Linked DNA regions of Mus musculus: region 1 is linked to region 2. Evidence: chromatin contacts called from ENCODE Hi-C or POLR2A ChIA-PET data. All regions are on one chromosome and are shown on one strand. The core of a region is the stretch at or near the end of the contact, and the rest is flanking DNA. Distances in the headings are between cores, read along the strand shown.

Region 1 (5,637 bases), core at 285-2,784, 35 kb before region 2:
TACTTTGTGAGCTGTAAAGGACTGTACAGACATACCAAGGTAATCTTTCAAATTAAGAAGTCTACAACCTGAGGAATGAATGAATGTGAACCAGCTGTCCTCTCCCCCATCCCTCCTCCACTGCAGTTCAAATACCCACATGAAGAGACCATGTTCAGCCTCCTTTCTGCAAACTGCAGGCATCTATCTCCTCATCCCAAGGATGGCTTTTCAAATCTTGCCAGCATCCATGTGCAGAACATCTGGACTAAGACCGTTCCACATACAATTCTTTGAAGCACCGGCTGCCTGGAAGAAATACTTTGATTTGGGCTTCATTAAAATGCCTCAACTTCTATTAGGGACACAAAAGATTTTTTTTTCTAGTAAGAGCTCTCTTGGGAAGAAGACCGACCTCTAGCTAGTTAGATCACTCAGAAGCCAAGTGGCTGGAATGTCACTAAAGCACCATGCAATGGAAATCTTGCTGCGAGCTTGTAACATGCAGAAACAGCTGGCTTGGGTCTGTGGCTGACCCGGGGTGAAACCATTGTGGTAATTAGATTTAATTTTCTTAATCCAATAGTGCTTGACTGCAACGTGTCTGCATCTCCTAGGCAGAAAAGGCATGATTCTCCTTTAACAATGCTTTGACGTGTTTAAGACTTCTGCAGCTTAGTCCCTTCAGAGAAGTCACTTCTTCTCGAGTATAAGGACACCCATCCAGACAGCTATGTGTATCAAGGAGTTTCACATAGACGTTATCTTGCTTCAGTAACTTCCCAGAAAGATCTCAACACAACAAATACGTCTTAAATATCAATATATATCCTATTCTGCTAGTTCAGTGTGCCCTGCTATCTGCTCATTTAGAAAGATGGATCAGCCACGAAGACATTGATGAGCCCGGGGCGTTTGGATTTGAACCGCTTCTACACTCTCGGGGGCATATGACTTCATGCTACAGCTCTCTGGGGTTACCCACTCTGCAACAGCGCCAGAGCTCCAGAAGCTACAAGGGGGGAAAAAGTGTTCTTGAGATGAGAGAAGCAAAGACTGACATTCATGAATCTGTCTGCTCGCGTCTGTTTATGTTATACAGAACAGCCGTCGGTATTGTTACCTCAGAAGACCGGGGTTATTTTATTCGAGTGCAGGTCGTGCGTACTGTCTCCCCCCCAAACTGGCTCACAGCGCCACGCCGTACCATGTCGTGTCCCCGGGAATCTTAATTGCCTGGGCTATTAGAAAAGAACATCCGACCGCTGCTGGTAATTGAACACGGTGCATTTTGATAGCTTAAAAAGAAAGATCAGATAGAGTCACACAAGTTCTCAGTATGTCTTAAGCCGTCCCCCCTAAAAAATATATAAGAAAAAAGAGGAAGGGAAAGCCTGGGGCAGCGGGAGTGTTCCAGAGAGCGAACTGCTCCGGACTTCAAACACTGGGAGTCATTCTGTCAAGGGGAGGGGGCGGGCGGGGGCAGGCACTGGGCCTCTGTAACAAAGTCCTCCTCTCTTTGCTCCCTCCCACTTCATTCACTTGCAAATCAGTGTGTGCCCACAAGAGCCAGCTCTCTGGAGCCGTAACCTTCCCATCCCGAGAGCTGCAGTTCCAGCCACAGCAGCAAGAAGCACAGAGCAGAAGACCGTGGTGGAGGCAGGAGCATCCTGGGCGAGTGGCAGGGTGTCCCCAGGAGCCGGAAGGCAAACCGAGGTGGGTTCGGTCTCTGTTGCCAATGCGGGAGCTTGTGCGTGCGTTTCTTTTCTCCCTTGCCTTCTCTTTCTTCTTTATACATAGCTATTATTTTAATTCCGTAGCGTTGATGGAAGCCAATCAGAGAAAGAGAGCGGTCCTCTGCGCCGGGTGTTGCGGTGCACGGAGTTGGGAGGGATGCTCAGCTGGGAGCTGGGGTGCGGGCGGGCTTGCGCGCGAGTCCGGTTGCATTGGTGGCGCTGCTGCCTCTGCCCAGGACCGGCGCCGCTTCCCGGGGAGCCTGGGCGCCGCTCCTCCGCCGCCTGGTAAGACCGAGACGCCTAGGGTTCTGCGGGGGGTGGCAGGGAACAGTGTGGAGGAGAGAAAGCTGCTGCCGAGGTCCACTCCGCGGGGCTGGCGGAGGCGGCTAGTGGAGCCCTAGCTTTGCAAAGTTGGCTGGTCAATTACCAAGGGCGCTAGTGAGTGCCGGAGCGGTGGAGCCGTTTGGGGCTTGATTGATTTCCACCTACCCAACAATACAAGGGTCTGTGTGGTGACTGCTTGGCCTGAGTTATGGGATTTTTTTTTTTTTTTATGGCTTTGAGAGTAACGCAGAAATTAATTCAGGTAGTCGGGAAACTCTGGAATGTTCCCAATAAGGCAAACTTACAGAGATGGTTTGGCCGAGAGAACGAGCTTAAAGAAAACTGTTAGCTCGCATGTTCCTAGCAATGCCTTCAGGCTTTCATAGAGCAGAAATGCTTAGGTTGCAAGGCAAGTCCGACACTGGACTTCGAAAATGGAGCACACTGTCCAGGGAAAAGTCATGTGGAAGACGCCGCTCGCTGGTGCTCTTCCAAGGCTACACACACACACACACACACACACACACACACACACACATCTGAGGGAGAATGCCTTCCTTAGACTGGAGAGCAGGAGGTCTGGTGCGTCTGATGTGAGGTGTCAGATGCAAGAGTGAAGTCCCCAAGGCGTTCATGTGGAATTTAATGAAGGCGGGTCGTTGCGGAGTCCTATAATGCCGCAGAGCTGGGGTCACTTCCTCCTCCGTAGTTATTCGCCTGCCAAGAGTTACGGTCCATCTCGAGATGGGAGATGCTGGCGAGGTCAATGTGGTACTGAGAAATGTTGTCGCTGCTGCAATAAAATCCATATTTTATGGGAAGTTACGTGAGGGTCTTTGTATGCAAGGGGCTGGTTGCCTAACTTAACTACTACCGAGAACATTCAAGAACCAAGAAGTTTAATCACGTGGAACATTCACACATTTCTCTCTCCCACTCATTTTTTTCCTATGAAGACACTTTTTTTTTTTTATGATAGTCACTGCAAGCTCTATCGGTCTGTGTCTCTTCACTTTCACTTACTGAAGTCACACAGTGCGAACCAGAAAAGCTATTTCCTTTAACAGTGTGTCTGGGGCGTACTTCTGTGTTGGGGGGGGCGGGGGGGGGAGAATGCTAATTGTGAGCTTTTGCGGTGGTTAATTATCAGGGGCGGGTGTGTGTGTGCAAACTCCTCCCTGTGATTCTAAGGGAGCCAGAGATGTGGCCAGTTAATGCACAACTCCTCGGGAGAATGAGTAACTGCCATGTGAATGCGGGCCAAAGCTGGCTTTTTTCTTTCTGTTCTTGCTGATAGTTTTACCTGAAAAGGGAAAATCCTCGGGATTCTTTCTGCTTTGGGGGGAAGGGGGGGAGCGAGGAGAAGATAACAAACTCTCCTCCCAATTTAGCTTGAGCACAGTCCTTTGTGTAGGAGCACTTGCCTGACTCTGTGTTTGGTGTTCTGGAGAATCTGAAAACCAGTTGTGACCAGAAAGGGAATATGCTAAAGCAGATAGCTTCATGACGTCATGGAGAGGGCAAAGGGTACACCAGAGGCCATATTCTTGATGCAGAGCTCAGAAACTTAAAAGAAATCCAACGGAGAACAACTGTGTCTCACCCTCTCCCTTTTCTCTTGCTGGTATTCTAATTAACAAAGTGATATAAAAGGTAGAGAGCCCTTCTTACCCGGTTTTATGGTTTGTGCCTTACTTTGGAAGCAGAGGAAGTGATCAGGTTCTTCAGAGAGATACAAGGTAACAGTACATTGCTGAGAGAAAAATGCAGCCCAATGATGTGACTACACTATATTTGTCCACAATTTGCTGCCATTAGGAGGAAGTGGCAGGCTGGTGTCTCCAGGGGGACTTCCAGTCTTTCTACTAGTTGGCTTTTACGCCAATTTATTGCAATTATGTTTCTCAGCGCTAACTCTGCAAAGATGATATATGGAACAGGAGCATTTTCTATCAGGTTGTCTTCTATCAAAAAAAAAAAAAACCCTACCCCTGTGTCTGACGCCCTCCACCCACCACTTCTACCAGCCTCGAAAGGAAGAGCTTGCTGTAGGTGTCCTCTTCTCTCAGGAACAAGACTGCAGAGTGCAGAGTGCCTGAGACACTTGCCAACAGCTGACATTTCTAGAAAGCACATTGAGAGGGATCACAGGCCCCTTCTTTGCTGCAGCAACAAGTTAGAACAGTGACTTCTGAATGTCTAATTAGTGGTAATTGGGTGAGTGCCCCATCCCAGGATCAAAACAGAGATAAACTGTGGCGAGCACCCACCTCCCTGGGAAGTCTTGTGTGGGCTTTCTTTCTGGTTCTACCTGCTTTGTATTTGCAGATGACAATGTATTATTAAGATGACATCTTTCCAGCTGCCTCAACTTTCTTGTTTAGTGTGGAGGGACCACTCCATACCTCCAACATGTAGTTCAATGGCAACACAGATTTTGCTATAATTAGAGCCTGACTGATTTTTCTTCATAGACAAGTTAGCACTATCCTAGCAGAGCCTTAATATGTGTATCAGATCAAAGCCATTGCCTGCCACTTCTATAGTTCCTCTCATTTAAGGGACTTCCGAGGTATTTTCATAATTTTCTAAGTATGTAGACTATTGGTTATTTTAAAAGTCTACATACAGTTCCAAATCAAAGCAATGGCCAATTAATCGTGAATCTCCCACTATCAAAATTATACAACACTTTCCTATCTATTTCCCTAGAACCTTGCCAAGGCTCTACTTCCTAAATAACATTTTACTAACTAATAAGAATGAGCTTATAGTTATGACTCCAACCACTAAAGATTTCTTACCACCAAAGAAATGTTTGGAGAAAAGAAATACCAATAACTCTTTTTAAGTATCCTTAAACGTGCAGACCTTCTGCTGAAATAGAGGAGTCTAACAGTAAGACGTTCCCATTCAAATAAGTGTAAGTTTCAAAGCATTTAAGATGCACATGTGCCCTTATCTTGATCATTATGTTTCGTAATTTTTCTCTATGGTACATACCAATATTTTTGGGTGACCTTTTCTGAAAAAAAATATGTTACATTTTTTTCTTTTATTTGTGTCTATGTGTGTATGTGTGTAAATGTGTATTGTATGTGTCCATGCATGTATCTATGTGTGTGCGCGTGTGTGTTATATGTGTTATGTGTGTGTGTCCATGCATGTATCTATGTGTGTGCGCGTGTGTGTGTATTGTACGTGTCCATGCATGTATCTATGTGTGTGCGTGTGTGTGTTGTATGTGTTATGTGTGTGTATACAGGTGTGCACACCTGAGCATATGCCATGGCACCTGTGTGGAGCTCAGATCGCTTGTAGGAGTAGGTTCGCCTCTTCCGCCATGTGCCTTTTAGAGATCAAACACAAGTCCTTAGACTTGGCAGCAAGCACCTTTACCAACTGAGCCCTCCCACCGGCCCTAGATAACCCCCATCTTTAAAAGCTCCTCCTGGAACTTGAGCAAGATAAGTTCCAGAAGGTGAATCAGCCTTTTCTGCCGCCAATCTTCGGCTTGCAACTTCCAATTTAAAAATCTGCTCCAAAGTTTGAAATGTGTTGCAAATGAGATAACACCCTGCCGGAGCCAGTGCCCTTG
Region 2 (5,511 bases), core at 2,890-5,389:
GCCATCTTGTAAAAGTGATTGATACAGATATAAAAGTTAGCCCTGCATATAAATCAGAGAGGATGAGTTACATAGAGCTATGCTAAGTCCCTTATTTTTCTATTTTGTTATGCACATCAAAGTTTATGCATTTTTATTTTGGCTGCGATAATGCTATTGAAAGTTTTTAATTATAAAACAAACTTTCCAAAAGGATATACTAGGTTGATCTTAAGATGAAAGTGCTTTCTTCTGATGATTTGAATACAAGTCACATACTGGAAGTTAAGATCAATGCTAAGACTTCACATCACTTTAGCTCACTTAAAACTCTCAATATATGGATCACTTGCATGTTTACATAGGCTCATTATACAGATGAGACTATTGAGATTCAAATATGTAGGAAGATATTCAAGGTGGCAAAAATTGTTGCTAATGATTTTATAACCTAAATCACAAAGTTTGAGTAGTTCTACATAATCTTGATTCATACATTGCAATAATAAATAAAAAAAATAAAAAACAAAATAACATAACAAAAAACCAATCTAATATAAATTTTATTCACTTGTCTTTATTATTTTGTGCATTTATCAATAAGTGGCTGTTAGCTTGATATTTTCTTGCAAACTCATTTTATGGATGACGGATTTGTCTGGTTTTACAAATCTCTCTCTCCTCTCTCTCTCTCTCCTCTCTCCCCTCTCTCTCTCTCTCTCTCTCTCTCTCTCTCTCTCTCTCTCTCTCTCTCTCTCTTCCCTCCCCTCCCTGGCACACACAAATGCAGGGTTTTATATTTAGCCACATCTTTTCTACCTCCGCTTATAAAATATCTGTTAGTGTCTAACAACATTGCCTCCCAGTTGCGTTCCCAGTTGAGTCATCCGTAAGCCTGTTGATGCTGCCTTGATCTTTTGAGCAGTCAAGCTTTGCTTAGAAACTCTTTTGAAAACGAGCCAGATTTTAAGGACATAGTTTGGTGGTGAAAAATAAGCTTCCCTCTTAATGCTTGCTCAATGTGTTTCCATCTCTCTTTCTTTAACTCCATCACTCTGGCTTAGGATTTATTTCTCCTTGAAGAATTTGTTGTCTCAAAAATTAATTACTTCGCTGCTAATAAAATTAAGGTTTCAGAAAAACCGAGGCTAAGTAACATTATCCCTCCTTCTGGGAAGCATACCTGTGCTCTCAAATGTGGGATGGAGGATTTTTATAAATCAACTACTTTGCTTAAAGAATTTAGCAAGATTCTTATTTTGTTCTTTTTTTTTGGCAATTATTTGTAAAATATGTGGCTCTCTGTGTTTTAATTCTTAAAAAACTAAGTAGTGGGCTGATGGGATGATTTCTCTTTTGTGTCTGTGAGCATGCACTTGGTTGTAGTGCTGGATGCTGCTGTGGTTTCCCTGTGGGCATCGGTGGATGGAATCCATTTTAACTGTGCCCAGTGCAATCACAACTAATGTAGGAAGGAACTGAAAGGAAGAAAAAAAGAAAAGAGTGAATATGTTGATGAGCCTGTCATTGGAAAAGGATGAAGTGTAAAACCCCACACCAGAAAGACAACACGTTTTTACTCAAATAGCTACCCTTTTAAAGATGCCGTTTAATGGAGGAAGCTGCCCTGCTGCACGGGGGAAGAGCCCTGGGTGGTGACTGTGATGGGCATGAGCTGCACAGTCAACAGTGAGGCAGGGATTAGTATTTACTGTGTGTGCCCAAGACCTACATGTGCTATGCATGCACTGTCTCCTTCAGTCATGAAGACTCTAGGAGGCATGTCTACTGTTCATCCCCCATGCTCCTCCCAAGGAGAAAATTTAAATGTTGTGGGATTCAATAAATGGTTTCAAGTCAAATGATAAGAGACAAACTTAAAGCTTTCAGAGACAAATGGCTAGCCATTGGCCTCTCGTTTTCAGTGTCCAAATATTTATGTCTCCGTCTAAGCTCGGGCATTGTCTTGATTTCTGTTTACTTTTGTTTGGGTTTTTTGGAGTGAGTGTGTGTGTGTGTGTGTGTGTGTGTTGTTATGTTGAGTTTTTTTTACTGTTATTGTTGTTGTTTTGTTCTTTTTTTTTTTTTTTTTGTGCACAGTAGGGAACTTGAACCCAGGGTGTCACACATGCTGGGCAAACGCTATACAACTATGTCAGCAGTTCCTCAAAAAAATTTAAGTCATACTTTCAAGAGAGTGACTCTCAACAAGGAAGCATTGTCCCCTGCCCAGGAAACATTTGACAATATTTGGAGGTATCAGGAGCTGTTACATGTGGCAGGTGCTCCTGGCATCTAAGTGAGCAGCAGCCCGACATGCTGTAAGACACCACACAGGTCAAGGGGCAAAAGGACATGGAGGGCAGCGTGGCTGGTGGAAGCCCTGCTTCCGTGGTTGTCCAATAAGATGCTTTTCTGGCAAGCATGCCTTTATATGGCTTGATTTCAATTCTAAGTGCTTTGTTTGGTGCATAAATGACTCCAGGCTTTGTGTCTGTCAAAGAGACAGCACAAAAGCAGAAAGTTAATAACATCCCTCGGAGGCTCTGGGAGTGTAGGTCAGGCATCCTTTGGGCATGAGACATGACAAAGAGAATGGTACATGCTGTAAGAACGCACATTCTAGTCTTGACACTCCCCATCCATAGCACGGATGCAGATATTCAATACACCATGTGGAGGTGATGTTTTCCTCAAATTGTGGGTGAGTTATCTGGAAAGTACAGAGGTTAAATAACTTCCCTAAAATTGCATAGGTAATAAATATATTCTGATTCTGGCACAGACTCTACTCAACCCACCCTAGATATAATTAGTGAGAGGGAAATGTGGAATCCCAGCTCTACCTAAATCCTTTCCTGAACTAAAATTGAGCTTCTTTTCTTGGTGTAAATGAAGCACTTTTCTGCGCATATATATATATATATATATATATATATATATATATATATATATATATATAAAATCAGCATAGATTTAATTGAATAGTCCATTTAGGAAGGGATGTTTTCAGTCCACAGAAAAACAGAACCCAGGATCTCACAACGGGTGTGTATAAGCAATGATGATGATGGGGGCAAGGGAGGGTGTGGATGATAATTTCTTCTAATTTGCTGCTCTCCTTTCTCTGAAGAGGACCCCAGGCTCAGAGATGTTGTACAACTCATCCATGTTCTCACAGCAAGTTAGGGTTGTCTGTAAGCAGAGCACAGTTGCTCCTTCCCACAGAGCCCACCTCCTCCCTACTGCCTGGAGGAGGAAAGCAGCTGCTTCATCCTCCTCTTGAATGAAATGCCTTTACAAATTATGTACATAAAATTCATTATCTTTGTTATCCTCAGAAATTGTTTAGGACCGAAAAATACGTCGTGAAAAATTAGGCTTTTGAGGAAGAAGAAAGATGAGCGGGTGAAATCCCACAATCCTCATTATTATGCAATCAAATCACTCTGTGAAACTAATTAAGGATGTGGAGGGTTTTATGCTGCTCAGAATCAAATGGAAAGAAACGTGATCTTACGACTTTCGTAAGAAATTGGTGTGGCTGTTCACACTGTGCAGTCTGGTGCCTTGGAGGTGCTCCTCAAAACAGGGACCTCCTCCCCAGCACAGAGGCCACTTTAACAAGGGCAAACTCCCTGGGAAGTGCTTGCACCATGCATTTAGTGTATGTGAGGTTGAGCTTCAGCCACATGCCAAGAAAGAAGAAAGGAGGGAAGAGGTGGAGGGAGGCAGAGAATGACTCCTTGAACTCCAAAGCACAGTACCCCATTCTCCCCCACTTTACCCTGCTCTAGTTTCAGTTTTCTTGACCCTGACGAGGACCTGTAGGAGAGGGAAGGACTTACTTGGCTGACATCACTGAGGTGAAGTGAATGAAGACAGAACTCAAGCAGATTGTTGTATCACATCTACAGTCAAGAACAGAGAGCAATGACTGGATCCTCACCCCTCCCTGTCTTAGCTAGTCGGGACCATATGCCTAGGGAATGGTGCCACTCACAATGGGATGGGTCTTCGTAAATCAATTAGCACTCAAGCCAGCCCTCCACAGCTCAACATGATCTAGATAATTCCTCATTAAGACTCTCAAGTGATTCTAGCTTGTGGCAAGTTGATAATAAGTAACCAGCACATCTCCCTTTATGGGATTTAATTGGAAAAAATATATAATAAGATAGAGGAGCCTCACATTTTCCAGAACCTTCCTGACTCTCTTCAGCACTCTGTCATCCCACACATTTGGCAACACTGTGGTTTGGAGAAAACATAGCAGAAGTTTCATAGACATATTAAGCATTCATGATTTGAAAACCTGAATCCACCATACTCCAAAATCCAAAACTCTTTCAGTTTCAACATAACACCACACGTAGGAAATAACACACTGTAGAACTGTTTCATACACAGGATTATAGAATAACTTCCCATCTCCTAGGAGAAGGGTGTCTACCTTAGCCACCCTACATAAGAGCAAGCAAGACGGGAGAACCCTGGAACAGACAAAGATCCATTTGTTTGTGTCTTCCTGCTCTAATCCAAGCTTAGTGGCTTAAAATAATGTAAGTTTATTCCTATAAACATTTATAGATCAGACTCAGAGGGACTTGAGGATTAGAGAGAGGGATGGAAATGACAAAAATATATACTCGCATATGAAATCCCAAAAAGATAAACTAGAACAACAACAAAAACAAACAAACAAACGAAAAGGAGTTTATGTGGCTAAAACCTACCTGTTATTCTCTTGTCTTTCCCAGCTGCTATAGGCTACCTGCATCTCTCAACTTATGGCCTCTTCAAAAGCAATAGCATAGCAGCTCTAGAACCTTGTCAGGCCCCCACCCCCTCAGGAGGACCTTTGTGACTACAGAGACCTTCCGTGTGATTCACCATGGTCTCCCTATTCCCAGTCTCATCCTCACAGACCCCTGATTCGTGGGTGCTGACACAGGTTCTTGAAACTGGGGATGGCTTATCTAAGAAACCATTGGTCCTTCAACCACAGATCCCAGAGGCCAAGGCTTGGGATATGAATCAAACTCTGGGGGATAAAATTAAAACCTGACCCCAGACCCAGACATGGGATATCTGTTCCATCTCAGCCAGAAACACAGTTACATGATTCTTAGGTGTTTGTTTTATTTAATCTTCCTGATGTCATTTCTTCTTCTGTAGCACAGAGAAATATTGCCTCTCCAGAATGCATTAAGAATGGAGAGCCACCTAGCATAATTCCTCATGAGCTCCTTCCATCCTATGCTCCCCCCCACAACCTCATGTGATTCTAACTGGAACTGTGTGGAGCATCTAAGTTCCACTGCCCCATCTCTTGACCTAAGGTCCATCTGTCTTCCAAAACACAGAATCTGATTGAGCTAGAGGAACTTAGTAAGCAATGGGATAGGGGTGGTGTACGTGCCGGAAACTGCGTGTTTGGACTCTAAATCCCATGCATATTTTGTTCCCTTGAGACCCCTTGTGCTGCTCTGATTGCTACAGTGGGTAGGTGTTAACTTTCTGGCCAAACTA

The links. Hi-C counts contacts between places; a loop is a spot of excess contacts on that map. ChIA-PET counts read pairs that join two places held with the same protein, here RNA polymerase II (POLR2A).
Region 1: a map of left cerebral cortex shows a loop between it and region 2 (2.8-fold over the local background). The contact joins the promoter of Cdh6 here to the enhancer-like site in region 2. A Hi-C loop is called at or near these places in 4 of 37 maps with a recorded cell type or tissue (all left cerebral cortex). POLR2A ChIA-PET finds 5 or more read pairs at or near these places in 1 of 5 experiments (Patski).

What each region holds. Positions count from the first base shown.
Region 1 is chr15:13,169,572-13,175,208 of GRCm38, reverse strand. Cdh6 (cadherin 6) reads left to right here and starts at 1,534. Exons shown (of 12, transcript NM_007666.4): 1 at 1,534-1,695. It overlaps Gm46513 (a long non-coding RNA gene), which reads right to left. Exons shown (of 3, transcript XR_003951639.1): 3 at 4,105-5,637.
Region 2 is chr15:13,137,542-13,143,052 of GRCm38, reverse strand. All of the region lies in intron 1 of Cdh6 (cadherin 6), which reads left to right. Among named protein-coding and RNA genes, the nearest start is that of Gm46513, 15 kb to the left of the region's middle. Within about 2 kb of position 4,139, at least 1 of the 3 ENCODE cell types and tissues checked has a DNase peak (open chromatin) inside an H3K27ac peak, as active enhancers do; it is left cerebral cortex, where a contact is called at or near this core.